2 separate regions of the Homo sapiens genome follow, and region 1 is linked to region 2. Evidence: chromatin loops called from intact Hi-C (ENCODE). Cell type or tissue: IMR-90. All regions are shown on one strand. Links, peaks and the distances in the headings refer to the core of each region. The heading gives the core; the rest is flanking DNA. Region 1 has its middle 300 kb from the start of PSAT1. Region 2 overlaps LOC105376097 (a long non-coding RNA gene).

Evidence for each region. A loop is a pair of places that touch in the nucleus more often than their neighbours do. Peaks named below come from ENCODE experiments on the same cell type or tissue, not always from the same donor. Only the 100,000 strongest peaks of a DNase experiment are listed, where the experiment ranks them.
Region 1: a loop joins it to region 2, with 4 times the contacts of the local background. A loop is called at or near these places in 4 of 110 quality-filtered maps.

The regions. Positions count from the first base shown.
Region 1 is chr9:78,599,234-78,604,627 of GRCh38, reverse strand. No RefSeq gene overlaps it. Among named protein-coding and RNA genes, the nearest start is that of PSAT1, 300 kb to the right of the region's middle. In IMR-90, for the core only: a CTCF peak has its summit at 2,497 (motif pointing left); a DNase peak (open chromatin) is centred at 2,487.
Region 2 is chr9:78,864,293-78,869,686 of GRCh38, reverse strand. All of the region lies in intron 3 of LOC105376097 (a long non-coding RNA gene), which reads left to right. Among named protein-coding and RNA genes, the nearest start is that of PSAT1, 570 kb to the right of the region's middle. In IMR-90, for the core only: no CTCF peak of the experiment used is centred there; a DNase peak (open chromatin) is centred at 2,796; H3K27ac peaks cover 1,039 bases.

The DNA of each region.
Region 1 (5,394 bases), core at 126-5,125, 260 kb after region 2:
AACTAATCACCCCACAGGCTAAAGCCTGTTACGTAAAGTGTGGTCCCCTGAATCAGCATCACCCAAGAGCTCGTTATAAATGCACAATTTCAAGCCTAGCCTTAGACATTCTGACTTACAATCTGTGTTCTAACCAAATCCCTGGATGATGGCTGTGCATTTGAAGGCTTGAGAATCACTGGTCTAAAGAAGCTATGTTTTTTCACTTTTACATTAAATACAGCAAAATTTAACATTTCCACTATATATTAGGATATTTTTAAGAAAAAAATGAGATTTTCTGCATAATAGTTCCAGTGATAGTCTCCTTGTAGTTCTGACAATCGAATGTTTTTCATCTTCATATCCACAGTCACTAATCCAGTACCTGGTGGAGGGTTAGTACAAGATAAATAGTTGTTGAACTATTCATGAACATATGTTGAATTCACAAGAATGAACAAATGAATGAGAATGAAGAAAGAAATGTGATGTGTCTCTCAGTGATATAGAGAGCCAGGACTGACGAAAAATGAGAAAGCTGGCTCAGAGGACAAGCCTCTCCATTCATTTTTTATGGATATTTAATAGTTACATATATTTTGGGGGTACATATGATTTTGATACCTGTATACAATGTACAATGATCAAATCAGGGTAATTGGAATATCCATCACCTCAAACATTATTCTTTCTGTTGGGAACATTATAACTTTTCTATCTATTTTGAAATATACAATAAATTGTTGTTAACAATAATTTCCCTGCCATACTTTTGAATACTAGAACTTATTTCTTCTAACTGTATGTTTATACTTGCCCATCAACCAACCTGTCTTCATACCCTTCTCCACACCGCCTTCTTCCCAGCCTCTGAAAACCATCATTCTACTCTCAATTGTCATGAGATCCACTTTCTAGCTCCCTCATATGAGTGAGAACATGCAGTATTTGTTTTGCTGTGCCTGGTTTATTGTCCTTAACATAAGGACCATCTGTGTTGCTGCAAATGACAGGATTTCACTCTTGTTTATAGCTGAATAATATTCCATTATGTATATGTACCACATTATCTTTATCCATTTATCCATTGATGGACACTTAGGTTGCTTCCAAATTTTGGCTATTGTGTATAGTGCTGTCATAAGCATGGGAGTGCAGATGATATCTCTTAGATATAAGGATTTTCTTTCTTTTGGATATATGACCAGCAGTGGGAATGCTGGATCATATGGTAATTCTATTTTCAGTTTTTTGAGAGTCCATTTTTTATTGTCTAAACTAAATGCTCACACCACCAAGTTGATCCCATCCTAAGAATGGACTGAGACAATGCACTAGGTGGGGCTTTTCCTAGAGCATCTCTTTCTTTCCACGTCTTGGTCATTCTCCTCCCATTTCTGCTGCTTACTCTCTCTCCTCTCACCATCATACAGAGTCTCTCATATGTTTGTTTGTTCTGATCATCAGTCTCCATCTCTTAAAATCCTGTGCTCAGCCAGATAGACTAAAGTATCTGAAAACCAACACACTAAAATGGAAGTGACAGTTAAGAAGAGACTATGTTGAGGGCTATTTCTTGACAACCTGGAAATCATACCACCTAGGTAGTCTATTTTATCTAGGAGGCAGATCAGCTCTATTGCTGCCAAATTAACACCAGAAAAAGGCAAAGTAACTTTCCTACATGACGTTTATGGAAGAGATTTCCTTATGTAGCTGCTTCTTCTCTAAAGCCTGGCCCCTCAAATTTCCAAGGAATGTGTTTCCATAATGTGACCACCTTGGCTCGTGTTTAGACACTGGTCATAAAAAAGTATTTGTGGGGAAGACTTGCTTCCATCTTATCTCAAAAAAATTAAAACATATAAATTTAAATGTAGGGCAAATTTGATGGGAAAGTTAAAGACCAAAGCCATCTGAATCTTCAGGCTGAATTGTTTTTTAAGCCTAAGACAAGGACTTGGGAAATAAAATTATCTTCTTCCAGTGATTACCTTTGGAAACAATTATTTCTGGAGCTTTCATCTATGGACTGCCATGTTGTGACTACTTAATTGCTGCCTGAAAAATAGAAAGCTGATTATGTGTTTTTATTTTAAGGTAATCCTTTGACATTTTGAATAGTTACAAAAATAGGTTGTTTTGTGAGTTGCTAGCGAGAACCAGCAGGAAATTATTTCATTCGGGGGCAGATGGTGCTGGTGACTATACAAAAAGGGCTGGGTAGACAGCAGGGCAAGAGTAGACAAGTACACACACGCACAGAAGCTGAGGATGCCACAATTCTATGTTGTCTGAATTCTCAGCCTGCATCTGTATACCTTAAATAAATTATTCATAGATTTCCCACATCCAAGTTAAAAAGTGCTTTCAGAGTCAGGGTCTCCTCCCCACAACCCACCCACTATAAGTTTTAATATGTAATTGGAGAGCATGTAAAATAAATGGAAATGTCATTTGGCTTGTAACAAAAGACCTAAATCATAACGGATTATTGAGCGGCATCTTGTGGTCCAAAGTGAGTATGACACTCACGGAAAGCCAGTTGGCTTGCTGGCATGCCACTCCAAAATGTGTTAACGTCACCTCATATCTGGCTTTTGATAAAGTTAATAAGGGGCTGTGCAAGGTTATCAATGCAGCCTTATCATTATGCCACCTTAAAATATTTTTGTGAATGAGCATATTAACTTATAATTAATCATCATGCATTAATGTAAATGTATCCATGTAGGCACGTTTAATCAGCGCTCTTTCTCTTTCACAATATTTTAATAACAGAGCACTAAAGGAGACTTGCAAGATATGAAGTAACAAGAGCAGTGTTTATAATCTAAGCCACTTCAGCAGAATTTAAAAATTAATGTTTTTCTATGAGATGATATATGAAACCATTCAGTCATTTACTAAGTAAAATCCACTTTCTCTATATTCTACAAAACCATAGGAAAAGAAGAAACTACCCCTCCTTAGTATCTTTCTTCCCTGTGTCCCAGAGAATCATGTGGATTTTGACTATGAAATAAGTTAATGGACCTTCATAAACAGAGAGACAGAACCCAGACACAGCAGCTATATATCCAATAGGCTTTTTTTTTTTTTTTAATTCAGGCTCTTGCTCTGTCACACAGACTGGAGTGCAGCGGTGTGATCACGGCTCACACGTACCCTTGAACTCCTGGCTCAAGTGATCCTTCCACCTCAGCCTCCTGGGTAGCTAGGCTCAGCTCAGGCGCACTGCTGTGCCTGGATAATCTTTAAATGTTTTGTAGAGACAAGGTCTCGCTATATTGCCCAGGCTGGTCTCAAACAACTGGCTTCCAGATATCTTCCTACCTCGGCCTTCCAAGATACTGGAATTACAGGCATGAGCCACTGCAGCCGACATCCAGGGGTGTTATTTTTATAAGACAGTAAGACAGCCAGCTGACTGCCAGTTCAATTTTCAAAAATCTATTCAATATTTTAAAATTTCTCATTGTAGACATGATTTGGCCACCATGGCATCATAAACAAAAAAAAATACCTAAACAAAGGCAGAATATGAGCTATCAAGTCGAAACTCAGATATCAAAAAAGTACTGAGGGCATTCAGTAGTTCTAATAAATTCTATATTATTTCTAGCTCAAAATATTAATGTGTGGGTCAAAAATCCCAGTATATGCTGGGAAAGCATTATTGCTTTTCACCAACCTACTATAACAAATTGCTTACGCTTTCTGGCACTTTAATTCTTCTTCTGAATAAAGAGAGGGCTTTCTATCGCTAACACATCATATTATTTTAAATTTTGTAAGCTCTGACATTAAAAGTGCTACCGAAAACAAAAGACACCTGTGTAAATAAATTTGCTATATGTATCAGATAAGGTCTAAATGGGGGAAAAAGCATTCAAATATGTAAAGCAGAAAGAATTTAGTACAGAGAATTGGTGACACTGGTGATAGAAGAACTGAGAAGCTCAGTGACAAATGTCAAACAGTGAAGCAACCCAGAGATTAGCAACAACAGGAAGCCAATACCACCCCTTCTTTTTTATTTTTATTATTTATTTATTTATTTTTAAGACAGAGTCTCGCTCTGTTGCCCAGGCTGGAGTACAGTGGCATGATCTCAGCTCACTACAACCTCTGCCTCCTGGGTTCAAGCGATTCTCCTGCCTCAGCCTCCTAAGTAGCTGGGATTACAGGCACCTGCCACCACTCCTGGCTAATTGTTGTGTTTTTAGTAGAGACGGGGTTTCACCATGTTGGCCAGGCTGGTCTCTAACTCCTGACCTTGTGATCCGCCCGCCTTGGCCTCCTAAAGTGCTGGGATTACAGGAGTGAGCCACCGCGCCTGGCCACCACCCCTTCAATAGAGGGACAACTGGAGGAGGCAAGGGAAGAGATATTCCCAAGGCCACAGAAGAAAAGATGAAAAACCATGACTTCTTCCTTCCACCAATCCTCTGAGCTCTCTTCAGTGCTTCCCACTGGCTAAATACTGCTGGAAAACAGCATGTTAACTAGTGACTCTCCAAGAAAAACAAGCCCTGATTCGTAGCATTTGCTGATTTCCATAGCATGAATACTCTCACTTGGCAAATTTCAAGCTACTGCTTGTATGCTCCATGAATGTGAAGTTGAGGAGAGATGCACAATGATGGCACACTGTTATGTAGTGTTTCCCATAAATACAGATATACCATAACCTCTAGAGCGCAGACAGTCAAAAGAAGGGTAGCAAAATAATTAGGAAATGATACATTTGGAATAGATATTACCATTGCTTTTTAGTATACAATAACTTATTTAACGTAAGTTTAGATAACTTAATTTTAATGGTGATATTAACCAGTGTGAACAACCAGTTCACAGGATCTCTGAATATTTGTCAACTGGCTCTCACACATTGAAAAGAGCCAGCTCCTGCAAACCCTGTCAGATAACAAGGAACCCTAGAAAAAGTCGTCTAAAAGTGGTCCATCCAATACAATGCAGGACAGAGCAGGAAAGAGCATGGAATAAAGCTGAGGGCAAACAGATGCAGAAATGGTGCATTATAAATCAGCACACGCCAAACACTGCTTAAATCCAGCGAACAAGAAGGAACTGAGCATCTCTATAACTGACTACCTGCTAAACCCTGGTTAGATGGATCATAATTAGGTTCACAAAATACTTACCAGGAGAAATACGTGCCTATGGGTTGATCCCACTGGTCATTTACAATTATTTTGTCTGTTTTATTTTTTCTATTGTCTTTTGAAGATGTCAATCTTCAGAGCATCACATATTAAGAAGTAGAAAGTGTACCAGTAATTTCTGCAATGAAATTTTGATTGATTTCTCTATCACATTTTTTGGCAAATTGATTCATCATGATGAGTCTGTGATGAGATGCCCAGTGACAGAAAGAACTCAGAAATG
Region 2 (5,394 bases), core at 193-5,192:
CTTGGCAAATAGGAAGCACTTAATAAGTGTTTTCCGGTATTTTTATGATTATCATCATTACTATAATTCCCAAGGCACCCAAAACCCATGCTAGTCCTCTGGAGACATGATTTCTCCAGCTCAATTCAACTAGGCTGCTGGCTGCTGAGAATAATAGAAGAGCTGCATTTTTAGAGACGGCAGCCAGGAGCTTGTGATAGAATGGGGAGAAACAGAATTCGAATGAGCAGAATCAGGAAGTCTGGATATTTCTGGATGTTTTCTGCTCATTCAAATAAATTTTGTAGACGTTTACAGAGTTCCATGTGCCAGGAACTGTGGTAGGTTCTAGATATCCAAGAGGAAATGTATTTTATTCTTTGCAAGGGGGGTTCATTTTGTGATGTAATAGTAACTCCCTCAAGTATTGGATACATAAAAGTATAAATGCTGGTTGTTAAATTATGACACACTGGAAATTCTCAGGTAAGTTTCTAGGAAGTGAAATAAATAGGCTTGGGGATACATCTAGTTGTAATATAATTAAGTTAGTTATATAAGCTTTTAATGGATTATATTTTTGTAAGTACCAATACTTGTAAAATTTTTGCTTTTAGCAAATTAGGTACCATTTGAATACACTGGCTGATGCTTAATAAGAATTAGAACTACATTTTGCTTGTTGTGTAAGTAAATATCACGTTACATGCTTGTTTAATGTTTGTGAAAACCATTCCAAACAATCTCTTTAGAATAAGAGTCTAATTACACATTTATCATTAAAATTACAGTGAGCTAATTGCCTTGGAGATATCTTTATCTCTCTTACAGCTTGCTTAATCCTAATGCATGTTTTAAATAATCATTTGTTATTTAATTAACTAATTAACAAACAATAACTGTCCTATGGAAAATCCTAAATTAAACACTTGAGACTTTTTAATTGAATGCTCAATAACCCAATATGGCACTTAATATTAGACCTTTTAAATATTGCAAAGATTCTATTGAATCACATATTAGTTTGCTCCTGTTATCTTTGGGGCTTAATTGGTAGAAACATAAACGGGCAGTTGATAATACACAAGGGGTAGCCAGCAAAGCAAGGCTCTCATGAAATAGAAAATATCCATTAATGGCTGCCAAGCAGCAAAGTGGGCCAGCCATACTGGCCAGCAACAAAGGCAGGCCATTCATTTAGGATACTCATGTCCTTGCCCCATGACATTAAAAAGCACAGTTTTAAAGATAAACACAAATAGGCCCAAAAGTCCATAGTCTGTGACGCAAAGCTGCTTTGAGCACACCTGGAGGATGGTATTTCCTCCTATGGTAATAGCAGTGGTAGATGGACTCAAGAGTATTCCTTTGTATCATATCCCCCCAGAATGATTGTTTTCCAAGTCTCCAGTCTAGCCCCCTCCATTTCAACTTTGAAAATGCTGCTAGAAAGAATTTCCTAAAAAGCGGATCTAATTATCAACTTCTTGTTATCACTTTCCCGTCACTTTCCAAGGGTTGCTTTCTAACCTCTTTGGTGTTTGCAGCTTACCATATTCTGAGCCCTGGTTTCCTAATGATTTCCTGACATCTCCAGCCATTTCTCCCTGTACCTTTTATTCCATTAGTGTCATTACCTTAAGTTTTCATGCTCATCTATTTTGTATATTACGTGCTCCTCTCTCTGGCTGTCCTACTTTTTTTTCATGGGTATATTCTTCAAAGAATTCTCTGCTCTTGAAACCAGGAGTCAGACGTACCGCCATCTTTTTCTATGTTTCCTTAATTATCTCCATTATATAGTATGTACTAAATTGTATTATAATTTTTTATATGTCTATCTCCCAGTTTAGACTATGGATATTAGAATTTACTTTCTCCTATCTTCAGTTTTTACATATGTAAAGTGGGTGGAATAATTGTACTTCACTGATAAGATTATTGAGACTTATATGGCATACTGCATATAAAATGCCAATAACAATGCCTGACATATGGTAAATTCTAAATCATTGTGAGTTTACTTTAATGTTCTTACGTATTCTATTTAATATTGTATTTCTTGTGTCCAATACAGTTTATGGCCATTGTATACATATGCACTAAGTAAATGTTACTAAATGGCTGGCTGCATGAGTGACTGCATGAATAAATAACTGTATGAATAGCTTGAAGCAGAAAGAGAAAGTCTTCAGGGTAATATGGAAGTTTTTATGTATTTATAAAATTATGTCCTGTAGCAAAGGGATCAGAATGTTTCCATGAGACTGTAGAGGGAGATCCCTGACCATAAAGTAAATCAATAGAGAAAAGGAGGTTGGTTCAATAAAATTTTCTAAAAATTGGTATATATTCAAAATAGAGTGGGCTTTCTATGAGTTTCCTTTATTTTGTGTGTTCAAGCAGAGACTGAACAATAAAATTGTTGAGGTGCTATAGAGCTTTAGGGCTGGATTATGTAACATCAAATGCTCTTTTATCTTTAATCAGTATATGACTCTATTTAGAGTTTTTAGATACTATATATATATATATATATATATATATATTTTTTTTTTTTTTTTTTTTTTTTTTTTTGAGACAGAGTCTTGCTCTGTCTCGCAGGCTGGAGCGCCATGCCGCAATCTCGGCTCATTGCAACCTCTACCTCCTGGGTTACATATTTTACAATAGTGCATGTTTTCACTGTTCTATTGGATATAGAATTTTTTCATCCATCCTCTACTCTGTTCAATGTTTAAACATATTAAAACATTGCTAACATTCCAAAGAACCTCTTTTTAAATTTGCTCAGTGACTCATTTCAATGAGTAATAGCTACAGTGACACCAGACTTATGCCTTCCTTGCGTGCTCTGTAGATAAGAAATTCCTGGGAAGAGTCTGAGCTTCTTGGCTTTGTAAAGCAAGCGACAGAAATGATGCATTCCAAGACATTGCCTTTGAGCCCATCTTTTCCCTTGCAAAATATTTCCAATGACTGTTTTCAAGTTTTAATATTGAAGTTTGCATTACTGGGCAATTTTTGATATTGCAGTTTGCATCATTGGGCATTTTTTTTTACCCAGCAAGTGAAATTCAAAATCTCCCAAGTTTGGTACAGTAATAATTTGAAGCAACTGCTCTAACTTTATGCTGAATTATTGACTAATAGGTTAGAAAATCTTATCAGTTGGAAATGTCATGCTTGGAAAGTGATGTACAGAGTAAGTTAAGTAAGTGAAAATCATCCACCCCCACCTTGAAAGCTTTAGGGGAGATAGAGTTCTGAGAAAGGCTGTTCATATAGGGCTTTCTCCAGGCAGCACCATGTCCTAATCTGACATTCTCTACTTTGTATTACTTATCACTACCTACAAGATAAATGCTAAAGTCATCACCTTTCAGAAGAAGCAGTAGTTTCCCTCCCTCCCAATAGCTCAACACTTATTTATAAAAATAAAAGCCCTGGAGACAGTCTGAACTTATTTCAAATTAATATTATACAGCAAAGTTTTACTGCAACTGTTCATAATTTACCTGTCAGAGATTGTGAAAGACATCATTATAATTCCAATCAAAGAATTTTCTTTTGCTTGTGTGTAGAATGATTTCTTCTAGTTTCAATAATGTTTTTGTTAAATCACACAGGGTGAGAAATAATAATAGGATATCGCTTAATTGAATATGTCACCATGACAGGAGGCACAATACTCCATTTTAAACACAACAGTTGCTTGCTGGCTACCAAGTTGGATTGATTGCCCTCATTATGTACATAGCCTGCATTTCCCTTTGCCTGCTCCACCCTCTCCAGCGCCCAGCTCCACTGAGCTGTTGAAATCCTGTATTTCAAATTAGCTGTGAACTTGCTCTTCTTAAGCATTGCTGCATTTGCATTGTGTTGGTACTATTTCAAATGCTGAGAGATTGGACAAAGTTCTGAACATTTACATTGAAAGCTATTTTTTAAATAATTTAGCATAAGAATCACAGCCTTTTCACCAAGGTAGCAATTAAGTCATCACCACTACTGGCCCTATAAAAATTGATTAGGGCTGTTTTTATCACCCATACTTTCTCAACTGCTTTCCTCTACAATCTGACACCCAAGTCAGAAATCACACAGGGAAAACTAGTACCAGGAAAAGAGAGAAAAGGTCATTAAATAAAACTTGTATTACGCTAATATTAACCCTGCAGAAAATGACCAGGCAGGTAATGTTTCAGGTACCCATGTAATTATCATTGCTGAAGACATTTGTCCAATCAAACATATTTTTCCTATTCAACTGGGAAAAATATACCAACTTGTACTTCAGAGATATCTCATATTTCAGGACAGCTCAGGTGGGAAAACCTTTCCTTGCCTGTTTTAAAAAATACTTAATTTACTTACGAGTAATATTTATACATATAGCATTTCTGACATGTCACGTCTCCCATCTCCCAATTATCTGTCCTTCTTTCTCTTGCATGGATGTCTCCATCCTATGATTTAACAAACTTCTACTGTAAATCCTGCTTATTATCCTGGCAGGTGTTTTGCTCTTCATAGTCCATGACTTCAACTCTCCATTTTTTAAGCTAAGTTCTATGGCTTGCAGGCAGCAGTCAGCAAAGAACATCAGCTGAGGCAGGCCTAGAACTTGGTCCTCATGCTTGGGTAACTTGCAGACATAGCTCCAACTCCGGCCTGACATTTACAAACAATTTCCTTGCAGTGTTGGTGCAGTTATGGGAGGGCTGGGTTCTACTTGCAGAGTGTTTAGGATTGTTAATGGCTTGCATTTTGCCACTGAATAAAATTAGACTGTCCCATTGCTTGAGAATACTTCTTTTTTTTTATTTTTATTTTTAAGCTAATATATTTTTTTTATAGTTTAAGTTCTAGGGTACATGTGCACATTGTGCAGGTTAGTTACATATGTATATATGTGCCATGCTGGTGCTCTGCACCCACTAACTCGTCATCTAGCATTAGGTATATCTCCCAATGCTATCCCTCCCACCTCCCCCCACCCCACCACAGTCCCCAGAGTGTGATATTCCCCTTCCTGTGTCCATGTGATCTCATTGTTCAATTCCCACCTATGAGTGAGAATATGCGGTGTTTGGTTTTTTGTTCTTGCGATAGTTTACTGAGAATGATGATTTCCAATTTCATCCATGTCCCTACAAAGGACATGAACTCATCATTTTTTATGGCTGCATAGTATTCCATGGTGTATATGTGCCACATATTCTTAATCCAGTCTATCATTGTTGGACATTTGGGTTGGTTCCAAGTCTTTGCTATTGTGAATAGTGCCGCAATAAACATACGTGTGCATGTGTCTTTATAGCAGCATGATTTATAGTCCTTTGGGTATATACCCAGTAATGGGATGGCTGGGTCAAATGGTATTTCTAGTTCTAGATCCCTGAGGAATCGCCA